Regions from separate parts of the Homo sapiens genome. Here region 2 is linked to region 1. The links are chromatin loops, found by intact Hi-C in ENCODE. Cell type or tissue: GM12878. All regions are shown on one strand. Each heading gives the region's core, and the rest is flanking DNA. Links, peaks and the distances in the headings are about the cores only. Region 1 has its middle 3.3 kb from the start of DYNC1H1. Region 2 overlaps PPP2R5C (protein phosphatase 2 regulatory subunit B'gamma).

Region 1 (5,376 bases), core at 247-5,246:
TACAAGCTTTGCTGCCAGCTCTTCAGTCCACAAATCACTGCATCATAAATGACAGAAGCACGTCATGATCCATGGTCAATTACATCACTGGCCCACAGAGGTGAATGTGTGATAAAGAAATAAAATGTGATAGCCCTGGAGAGGACATTCCAATCAAATATAAGTGAGGTCATAGAGGAAACAGTTGCAGGAGAGAACATGGATGCTGCCACCAACGAGGGGCTCCAGCAGTGCAGCTAGAGGGGTTGAGTGAGGGCAGCCTGTCCACAGAAATAAGGAAACAGTTGAGATGAGAAGGATGATGATATCCTAGGGGGTGTGATACCAGCAAAAAAATCTCACATGAAAGGAACTCTGGGAGATATTTTGAAACTCTGGAAGTGCAAAGGATAAAATGTTGGAAGCTACTCCAACTAGAAAGCAGCGTGGCAACTCACCAGGGCCTGGAAGAAGATGCTCAGCCCAGGCCGGGCGTGGTGGCTCTTGCCTGTAATCCCAGCACTTTAGGAGGCCAAGGCAGGCAGATCACTTGAGGTCAGGAGTTCGAGACCAGCTTGGCCAACACGGCAAAACCCCGTCTCTACTAAAAATACAAAAAAAAAAAAAAATTAGCCAGGCATGGTGGCATGCATCTGTAATCCCAGCTACTCAGGGGGCTGAGGCAGGAGAATCGCTTGAACCTGGGAGGCGGAGGTTGCAGTGAGCCGAGATTGTGCCACTGCACTCCAGCCTGGGTGACAGAGTGAGGCCCTGTCTCAAAAAAAAAAAAAAAAAAATTCTCAGCGTTTCTAATGTTTTAAGTTAGAATGTACTAAATGAATATTTATTTTAGTATTTTTTTAAAAAATAGAGACAGGGTCTCTGTCACCCAGACTGGAGTGCAGTGGTGCAATCATAACTCACTGCAACCTCAAACTCCTAGTCTGAAGCAATCCTCCTGCCTCAGCCTCCCAAAGTGCTGGGGCTACTGGCATGAGCCACCATGCTCAGCCAATAAAGATAAGAACACTTGAACACTGTCAACCAACATGGCCTAATTGACATTTCTTAGAACATTCCACCCAACAACAGCAGAACACCGCCTTCTAAGGTTGGGATTCAAGGCATGGCTGTATTGAAAATCCAAGGAAGGCTTGGGTGGGGATAGTGGCTCATGCCTGTAATCCCAGAACTCTGGGAGGCTGAGGCAGGAGGCTCCTTGAGCCCAGGAATTTGAGACCAGACTGAGAAACTTGGCAAAACCTCATCTCTACAAAAAATAACAAGCAAACAAAAATTACCTAGGTGTGGTGGCATGTGCCTGTAGTCCCAGCTACTCAGGAGGCTGAGGTGGGAGGATTATTTGAGGCTGGGAGGGAGGTCGAGGCTGCAGTGAGCCACGATTGTGCCACTGCACTCCAGCTAGGTTGACAGAGTGAGATCCTGTCTCAAAAAAAAAAAAAGAAAAGGGCCGGGTGCGGTGGCTCACACCTGTTATCCCAGCACTTTGGGAGACTGAGGCGGGCGGATCACCTGAGGTCGGGAGCTCGAGACCAGCCTGACCAACATGGAGAAACCCCGTTTCTACTAAAAATACAAAATTAGCCACGTGTGGTGGCACATGCCTATAATTCCAGCTACTTGGGAGGCTGAGGCAGGAGAATCGCTTGAACTCGGGAGGCAGAGGTTGCGATGAGCGGAGATCGAGCCATTGCACTCCAGCCTGGGCAACAAGAGCGAAACTCCATCTCAAAAAAAAAAAAAAGAAAGAAAAGAAAGAAAGAAAAAAGAAAATCCAAGGCTAGAGGGCGCTGGAGAGGGCGTGCTGATAGAACACAAACCAGCCTGAGGGCCAAGCCTTGGGCCCCTCCAACCTTCAGAGGTCGCGAAGAGCAGGATCCAGCAGAGGAGACTGAGAAGGAACCTTGGTGACGAGGAGGATCTGGAGAGTGCGGCCACCAAAAGCCAGGTGAAGGTGGTGTTCAGAGAAGGAGGGAGTGCCGGCTGCATCAGTGTGTCCACGGGTCAAGCAAGATGAGGACTGAGAACTAGTCACTGGATTTGGCCACGCGGAAGTCACTGGTGACCTTGCCAAGAGTGCCTGCCCATGAATGTGGGGATGGGGTGGGAAAGGCAGTGCCCACATATGCTTATTCTCAAGGAGTTTTGCTGGAAAGGGCAGCAAAGCAGTGGAGAGGTGCTGGCAGTGGGCTACGGTAGGGCTTCCTTCTTTTCCTTTAAAGAAGGGATAGAATAGCTCAGACATCGGTGGAAAAAATCTAGGAGAGAGAGAGAACATCTGGGAGCGAGGGGAGAATTTCAGAGGTGATAACCCTGAGAGGAGATGGAGGCAGCACACCCAGGGAGTAGTGGTCCTGGCTGGGGACACCGACAGCCTTTGGTAAGAGAAGGGGCCACACACTACCAGAGGGAAGGGCCAGGGCGGTGTCAGAGGTTTTGAGGGTCTGCAGGCAGCCTGGGTTAATCCAGGGGTCAGGAGAGCCAGGTGGGAATTGTCTGCCCAGGTAGAGACAAGATTCACTAACATCTTCCCCATGGGCAGTGGGGTGCATGCTGGCATTTTCATTGTCATTACTTGTTCTGTGACCCTGGACAAGCAAGCCAGGTGACCTTGGGCAGGTGAGCCTGCTGTCACCAGGATGGATGGGCAGCAGGCTGGGGAGGTGGGTCCCCTACAAGCAGAAGAAAATTCCATGCGACACATCCTTTGCTGCCACTAGACGGCGCCAAGAGACCGTTCCGTTCTCACCACGCGCTTCAAACTCCAACCTGCTGGGGTCGAAGCCTCCAGGAACCAGATCTGGTTCAAGCCTCACCCTGAGGCTCATTTGACAAGGAATCAAGACAGAAAGGGGGTGGATCCTGGAATGAGCTTCCTCAGAAAGCGTCCTGCAGCCCTGCGAACCTGTGAAGTCCCAGCCTTGCCCTCCAGCAGCACCCTGACAGCCCCAGAGATGTGGCCAGGAAGGTCTTGATCCACAGTGCACCCCGTGTCCCCACGGCCACCGCCAGCGCCCCTTCCTCGGGGTAAGGCATTAGTTTCACACCCACCAACCAAGTGCACGCTTTGGTCCAGGCCCCGCTGGTGCTGAGAATCCCGAGAAGCTTAGACCTCCCTGCTCTCACAAGTGGGGATGAATGAATGAACGAATGAGCCCAAGATGGAAATTCTTTTTCTTTAAATTTATTATTATTATTATTATTATTATTATTATTATTATTTAGAGACGGGGTCTCACTCTCTTGCACAGGCTGGAGTGCAGTAGTGAGATCACAGCTCACTGCAGCCTCGACCTCCACCTCAACCTTTTGAGTAGCTGGGAACAAGGGTGTGCACCACCACACCTGGCCAAATGTGGAATTTCCAGGGAGTGGAGGGGAGATCCTGGGCACAGAGCCTGAAAGGGCTGGGGCAGCAGGGGTTCCTCTGAGGGGGTTGGTCCTGCCCGAAGGTTGTGAGAGGGAGAGGAAGGATGGTATGAAACTGGGCACCCGACTTGAGACTTGGACTTAAGGAGACATTGTTAAGAGAAGGGTGGGAATGAATGGGATCTCATCATGGATTTCCAATAGGATACAAGCGCCCTACCAGCCACTATCATCCCACATCAACCTAGAACGAATTCTCTCTCCAGCTTGCCCTGCCCCCTGCCCTGCCCAGAGTCTGTCCAAGCAGACTCTACCACAGACAGGAGAAAGCTGAGGCAGCAGAACAAGAGACGGGAGAGGCCAGGTTTGGGTGAGGGGCCCTACCCCCACCAGGGTCAGCTTGGGGTGTGCTGGAGCCAGAGTCCTGTGCCAGGAGGCAGAAGGGGCACCTTGAAAGAAGCTCCCCACACCCTTCAACCCTGGCACAGCCCAGCCAGCCACCCAGGTAATGCACTTAAAGTGCTCAGCACCCAGTCAGCGTTGACCACTCTTCTCGTTATATATTAAATACAACAAACATCTTTCAAGAACAAAAAGCAAGCATGTTTGGTCCATTCATGAATCCTTGTACACTGATTGTTCGGGTTCTTTCAGTTCCCATCCACTTAGAAATAACAAACATGTTTCATTTTGAGCCTATCCTACAGGGCCGCAAATCCGGAGCCTGCAGTTTGTTCTCTTGGCCTGGGGCCAGGTTGCAGATGTTTGAGTCCCTTGGATCCCTGAGTGGCTGCGTCTCCCAGTCTGGTGCTGACTCATGGTGCAGCCAGCATGCAGCCTGCCCATCGGCCAGGTCCCTGCAGGTTTCTGAGTCTCAGATGGTGGATGGCCTATTCAGAGTTCACAGATCTGCACCTAATAGACTTTCCTCTTTGTCCCTCTTTCTACCCCTAAAGTACATGTGAGGGGAAACCCTCTGCATGGTGCCTAGCACGCAGTGAACACTCAGCGTTCGCTGTCAGTGGTGTGTTATTATTATTCATTACCATTAGGATCCTTGCACAAACTCATCGCAGTTGCCTATTTATTTTTTCCAGGAAGATTACTCGGAACTGCTTAGGCACATCACACCAGGGCGGACTGATGGAGAGCAGGAAGATGGGGTATTCATCTGTCCCCTCTTCCACATGCTCCTTAAAGACAAGAATCATCTGATTAGTCTCCGTGTTCCAGCAACCCCCTGGGACCCAGCAACCGGTAATTAGGCAAGGAATAAGCTTATTGTATGTTTCACAGTTTTTCAAAGATGATTTGGGAGAATCAAATCATACCATCATCATTCCACCAATCAGGACTCGGCACTCTGACAGTGCACTTTGATGTTTAAAAAAAACAAAAAAACCAAAAAAAAAAAAAACGCCATTGGCTTCCCTCTCTCCACCCAACTTAAGAAAGAAGTTATGAATGTGAACTTTCAAAGGCCAATTACTACCCCTTAGAAGAACCTACCATCTCTAAACTACAAAGATGGGCAGCCTGGATTCTATTATTTTTATTATTTTACAAAATTCTTAATTTTTAAATACACATAGATATAGGGTCTCGCTAGGTTGACCAGGCTGGTCTTGGAACTTCTGGCCTCAAGCAATCCTCCCATCTCAGCCTCTCAAAATGCTAGGATTACAGGTGTGAGCCACCGCACCCAGCTGGGCAGCCTGGATTCTGGCTCTTATGTAGTCATGGTGTAGGGGAGGAGGTCGTGGTGGGTCCGAACTAGGGGGAAACTTGGTGGGCAGGCAACCCAGCCCCTGCCTTGTACGGACCCAGATACTGAGGCCCACAGAATGACAGTGCCAGCTCTAGGGGGCTGGAGGAGAGCCATTGCTGGAGGTAGCTGTTCTCAGTAGGTCTCCCTCTTGGTCCTCACAGCGTCCTCGGGGACAATGATTTTTGTCATTAGGAACCAGATCCCATCACAGCTTGGCTTTACGTACAGTGAAGGTGTCA
Region 2 (5,376 bases), core at 198-5,197, 190 kb before region 1:
TGCCAGCTCCGCCTCCCGGATTCACACCATTCTCCTGCCTCAGCCTCCCGAGTAGCTGGGACTACAGGCGCCCGCCACCACGCCCGGCTCATTTTTTGTATTTTTAGTAGAGACAGGGTTTCACTGTGTTAGCCAGGATGGTCTCGGTCTCCTGACCTCATGATCCACCTGCCTCGGCCTCCCAAAGTGCTGGGATTACAGGCGTGAGCCACTGTGCCCAGCCCCTTTCATCTTTTTAGCTCCAACTCAAGCTCATCTATCCAGAAACTTCAGCGAAGCTGTTTCTCACCATCTTGGACTGTGTGTCTTCCATATTTTAAATGCTTATAGCAATTACTTACTAGACCAGCGGCTGGCTGTATGCAGTTCTGTGTCATGTACACTGTGTTAGATGACCTTCGTTCCCCTGTGACTTGCCTTCCTAGCTAGATGCAGTCCTTGAAGGCATCAGTTGAGCTCGAGTCTTCTTTGATCTTGCCATATATATTAGGGCCTAGAGTCAAGAAGTATTGAGTTGGTGGGTTTTAAAAGTACTGAAAAGGAGACCTTGAAGTCAGTTAGGTTGCTGATTTTTCTGATACTGTAAATTAGCAACAACAATAAAAAACTTGTTTATTAAGAGGCTTATTTATCACTTTTTTGATCCAATAAGGGAACTCTAATGTAGAATTTTTATTCAGTGTAATTCATTTTAAATAAATAACAGTATACTAAAGCAGAAGATTATGGTACTTAGGTTTTTTTCTAATGTCTTGGGAAAATTTTAAAAAGTAGAGTATTTTGGTTTTTTTCTTAGTTTTCTTTTACATATTCAGTGGAAAAAAGTGTAGTCTCATAAGATCTTGGTTAAAAGGTCAGTGGTAAAAAGTATAGCCTCATAAGATCTTATTTTAATTAAAGCACTTCAAAATAAGATTTCCATTTAAATACAGTTATGCATCACTTAATGAGGGGGTACGTTCTGAGAGCTGTGTTGTTAGGCAATGTTGTTGTTTTGTAAACATGATGGCATGTGCTTAACACAAACCTAGGTGGTAGTCTGCTACACACCTAGGGCATATGGAATAGCCTGTCACTCCAGGCTACACACCTGTACAGCATGTCATTTAACTGAACCCTGTAGGCACCTGTAACACAATGGCAAGAATTTGTATATCTAAACATAGAAAAGATACCATAAAAATATGGTGTTACAATCTAAGGCACCACCATCATTTGTGCAGTCTGTTGTTATCTGAAATGTCATTATGTGGCAGTGACTGTAAAGGTTTCTCTGTGATCTTTTATGCTTTGTGTTTCTTAATTTATTTTGGGAATGTTTCTCAGTAGAGCATAGCTACATATATATTTAATATGTTTTATAAGATAGGGTTTGTTTTGAGCATGTCTTGTTCTGTGCGAGCACTGTGTTGAGGATTGAGGAGATAAAGACCTGTTAGGAACTGAAGTAGTGGCTGTTTCCATCATTTTTGAAGTGTAGCACCTGTTGCTTCTGGACATCCAGTGTACTTGGGAGTAACTTGGCCCCCACTCAGTTAGATCTTATTGTCCTTGAGTGGATGGGACAAGATGGAACCCATTTCATGTAAAGAGCCACCTGGAGCTTTGGGTGAGAAAATCAGATGCTTTAAAGCGTCTAGGGAGACACGGGCTTACCATAAAATTATGGAGTTCCAGAAAGCACATTGGACCCTAGGGTGTGTATCATGGTTAAAGCCAATAGATAAGATCAGCATTCCTCTCCCTCTTCAGTAAAAGCTTCGCTACGGTATATGCAATTCTAGAAAGAGCTCATCAAGCAAATGATATGAAATCTAAAATTTTCCAGTTCAAGAAAGAAGCTCAAAGTTCCTACATTAAAGCAACAGCAGGGTGAATGGCAACTTATAGCCCTGCCATGTGATGGTGGAAAGGTTTCCACCTGCATCCTTAGCGGAGCTGAGTGAGTCAGTCTGCCACCAACATGAAATGCGGTGATGTTTTCCTAAATCACAGGGAAGATTCATCTGGAATATTTCAATTCGAAGATGGGTCTCCAGTGTTTCCTTAAACACTGGGTACCTGCCAAAGGGCAGGGCACAGCGGTGTCTGGTTTAGCACAGTGTCCTCTCTAATCACCTCACACGTTCCTATCAGTATGTTGTTTTAAGCAGAGACTCTCCAGTGCTCCTGCAGTGAAGGAAGTGCTGCTTCCCAAATCCAAACAGCGTTGTCATCTTCATGTTCTCCACCTGGGGGAGTGAGAGAACAAGCCTAGAAATTAAGCTCTCCAGAAGGGGAAAAAAATGCTTTATTAAGGGCATTTGGCTTTTTCTTCATCTCGTGTGTGTGTGTGTGTGTGTGTGTGTGTGTGTGTGTGTGTGTATTTTTTTGAGACAGAGTCTCACCCTGTCGCCCAGGCTGGAGTGCAGTGGTGCGATCTTGGCTCACCACAACCTCCGCCTCCTGGGTTCAAGCTATTCTCCTGCCTCAGCCTCCCAAGTAGCTGGGATTACAGGTGTGTGCCACCACACTATCTTGTATATATTTCCTTAATATAAGATTGAGCAGCTGGGCACGGTGGCTCATGCCTGTAATCCCAGCACTTTGGGAGGCCCAGGCGGGTGGATCATGAGGTCAGGAGTCAAGACCAGCCTGGCCAAGATGGTGAAACCCTATCTCTACTAAAACTACAAAAATTAGCTGGGCTTGGTGGCAGGCATCTGTAATCCCAGCTACTCGGGAGGCTGAGGCATAAGAATTGCTTGAAAACCTGGGCGGCAGAGGTTGCAGTGAGCTGAGATCACACCACTGCACTCCAGCCTGGGTGACAGAGTGAGACTCCATCTCAACAACAACACAAAAATGGCCCCCAAGAGATTAATTTCAGATACCCTGCAGCCTGCAGGTGTTAGCTCTGACCAAGGGCTGGCATGGCCCGGTGGTAATATCAAATTACTAAGGGGCTCTGAAGGGGTTAGACCTGCCCTGGCCAAGATGTTTGTTGTTTGCTGCATATGGCTATTTTAAATTTAAATTTAAATTAATGAAAATTAAAATTATGTAAATAATTCAGTCCCTCAGTTGCACGGGCCACATTTCAAGTGCTCAGTAGCCACATGTGGCCAGCAGCTACTCTGTTGACCAGCAGATGTGGAACATTTGCAGCTTCACAGAAAGTTCTGCTGGACAGAGCTACTTCAGACCCTACCAGTATTTTCCAAAATAATTCTTATGGGAGTGTATTTAATTTAATTGAACTTATTTTGTTACCTATCAATCTTCTTAATATGAAATATCAAATTTAAGGTTAAATTTAAAGGAAGAGAAGACTTATATTGGCAAAAGAGAAGGAAGTAGATAAAATTAAGGAAAGAGGAGGGCAAGAAGAAGAGGGAATGCATGGTGAGACGAGAGGGAGGCCCTGTCTACTGCTTGGTCTGTGGTTGGCCTACACCTGATACCCACACGAGAAAGACTCCATTGCCCATAGGAGCGGGACTTGGACAGACCCAAGAGCAGTCACGACCTTTTGTCCTCCTAGTCTTTCTTTATAGACATTTTCTCTTATTTATTTATTTATTTTGGGTTCAAAACACAAAATTTATTTTGGGTTAAAAAATAAAGTAATGCGGCTGGGTGCAGTGGCTCACGCCTGTAATCCTGGCACTTTGGGAGGCCGAGTCGGGTGGATCACCTAAGATCAGGAGTTCGAGACCAGCCTGGCCAAAATGGTGAAACCGCATCTCTATTAAAAATTTTTTTTAAAAGCCGAGTGTGGTGGCATGCACCTGCAGTCCCAGCTATTCAGGAGGCTGAGGCAGGAGAATCCCTGAAACCCAGGAGGCAGAGGTTGCAGTGAGCCAAGATTGCGCCACTGCACTCCAGCCTGGGTGACAGAATGCAACTCCGCCTCAAAAAATAAATAAGTAAAAAATAAAGTAATACGGAAATCAAGGTTCTCCCTTCACCTTCCTCCCATTCTCAGACCTGCTTCACAGAGCACAGCCACTTTGTCCTGCTGATTATGAATGGGGCCACTGTCCAGAACACGGAAGCTGTGCAATGTGGCAGAGGCTGGGCTCTGGAGTCAGGTCCCCCTTCTGTCCCCTGGAGGGATCATACCCTCTCTCGGTATCATGTTCCTGTTTATCTTGGCCGATTTCTCTGACATTGCGGCTTCCCTCCAGGGGATTCCTTCATTCTCAGTCATCCAGCAGGTTCATTCTGAGACCTGGCATGTGCTGAGCACCATTGCGGGTGCAGAGTTCCTGCACTCGTGGAGTTTGCCTCCAGTGAGGGCACAGAAGTGGAGTGTGGAGCTGCAGGTGTTTTCTGCGGGGCACTAGTGACATTGGGCGTGAGAGCGTCTCACCTTTGCAGAGCAATGGCCCTGGGGATCTCAATACCATGATGACAACCAAAACCACTCACATAGCTCCACACACCACTGGTGGACAGGACCCTCTGGCAGCCCCTCTGCTGGAGATTGGGAGGCTGCTTCAGGTGGTCAAGGATGGTCTCACCAAGCAGATGACATGAAAAGTGAAATGTGAATGTCAAGAAGGAGGCCACAGTGCAAAGATCTAGGGCAAGATATTCATTCAGCCAGAGGCAGCAGCTAGTGCAAAGGCCCCATGGAGGAAGTGAGTTTGCCGTGTCCACTGCCAGGTGTTCAGTTGACTAAGGAAAAGTGAGGGTAGGCAGAGCAGGAGGGATGGAGGTAGGGAGCCGAGCACAGACAAGGTAGGGTAAGATCTTATAAACAGCCTGCCTAGACAGGGTTTTGGGATTTTGGCAGGGAGGGGGAGTTGTTTTGGGGTTTTGTTTTTAGAGACAGGGTCTCACTCTGTTGCCCAGGCTGGAGTGCAGTGGTGCAGTCCTAGCTCACTGCAGCCTTGAACTACTGGGCTCAAGCAATCCTCCCTCCTCAGCCTCCCAAGTGGCTGAGATACAGGTGCACACCACCATGCTCAGCTGATATTTGGATTTTTTTGTAGAGAAGGGGTCTCACTGTGTCAGCCAGGCTAGTCTGAAACTCCTGGCCTCAAGCGATCCTCCTACCTCGGCCTTCCGAAGTGCTGGGATTACAGACATGAACCACTGAGTCTGGTTGGGCTTTGAGTTTTTATTCTGAGGGTCATGGGAAGCCACTGGGGTGTTTTGAGTAGGGAAGTAAGAGGATCTTCCTAGCTGCTATGTGGGAACGAGGGGCAAGAGCTGAACAAGGAGACCAACTGGAAGACTTTGCTTCTCAGATGAAGGGTTTCTTTGTTCACACAGGCAAAGATGAGGCACTGGCACAGCTGGCTGTGGGTGGGCTTGTCATCTGACCACTTGCTTTAGAGGCCTTGGCTGGGAGCTGGCTCTTGTGACTTTTGGCCCCTAGAGACTAAA

What was found. A loop is a pair of places that touch in the nucleus more often than their neighbours do. Peaks named below come from ENCODE experiments on the same cell type or tissue, not always from the same donor. Only the 100,000 strongest peaks of a DNase experiment are listed, where the experiment ranks them.
Region 2: a loop joins it to region 1, with 3 times the contacts of the local background. A loop is called at or near these places in 53 of 110 quality-filtered maps.

What each region holds. Positions count from the first base shown.
Region 1 is chr14:101,958,549-101,963,924 of GRCh38, forward strand. No RefSeq gene overlaps it. Among named protein-coding and RNA genes, the nearest start is that of DYNC1H1, 3.3 kb to the right of the region's middle. RefSeq lists a silencer at 2,737-2,913 and an enhancer at 2,836-2,895. In GM12878, for the core only: CTCF peaks have their summits at 1,808 and 2,728 (motif pointing right); a DNase peak (open chromatin) is centred at 2,733.
Region 2 is chr14:101,768,901-101,774,276 of GRCh38, forward strand. All of the region lies in intron 2 of PPP2R5C (protein phosphatase 2 regulatory subunit B'gamma), which reads left to right. Among named protein-coding and RNA genes, the nearest start is that of PPP2R5C, 9.9 kb to the left of the region's middle. In GM12878, for the core only: a CTCF peak has its summit at 2,229; a DNase peak (open chromatin) is centred at 2,252.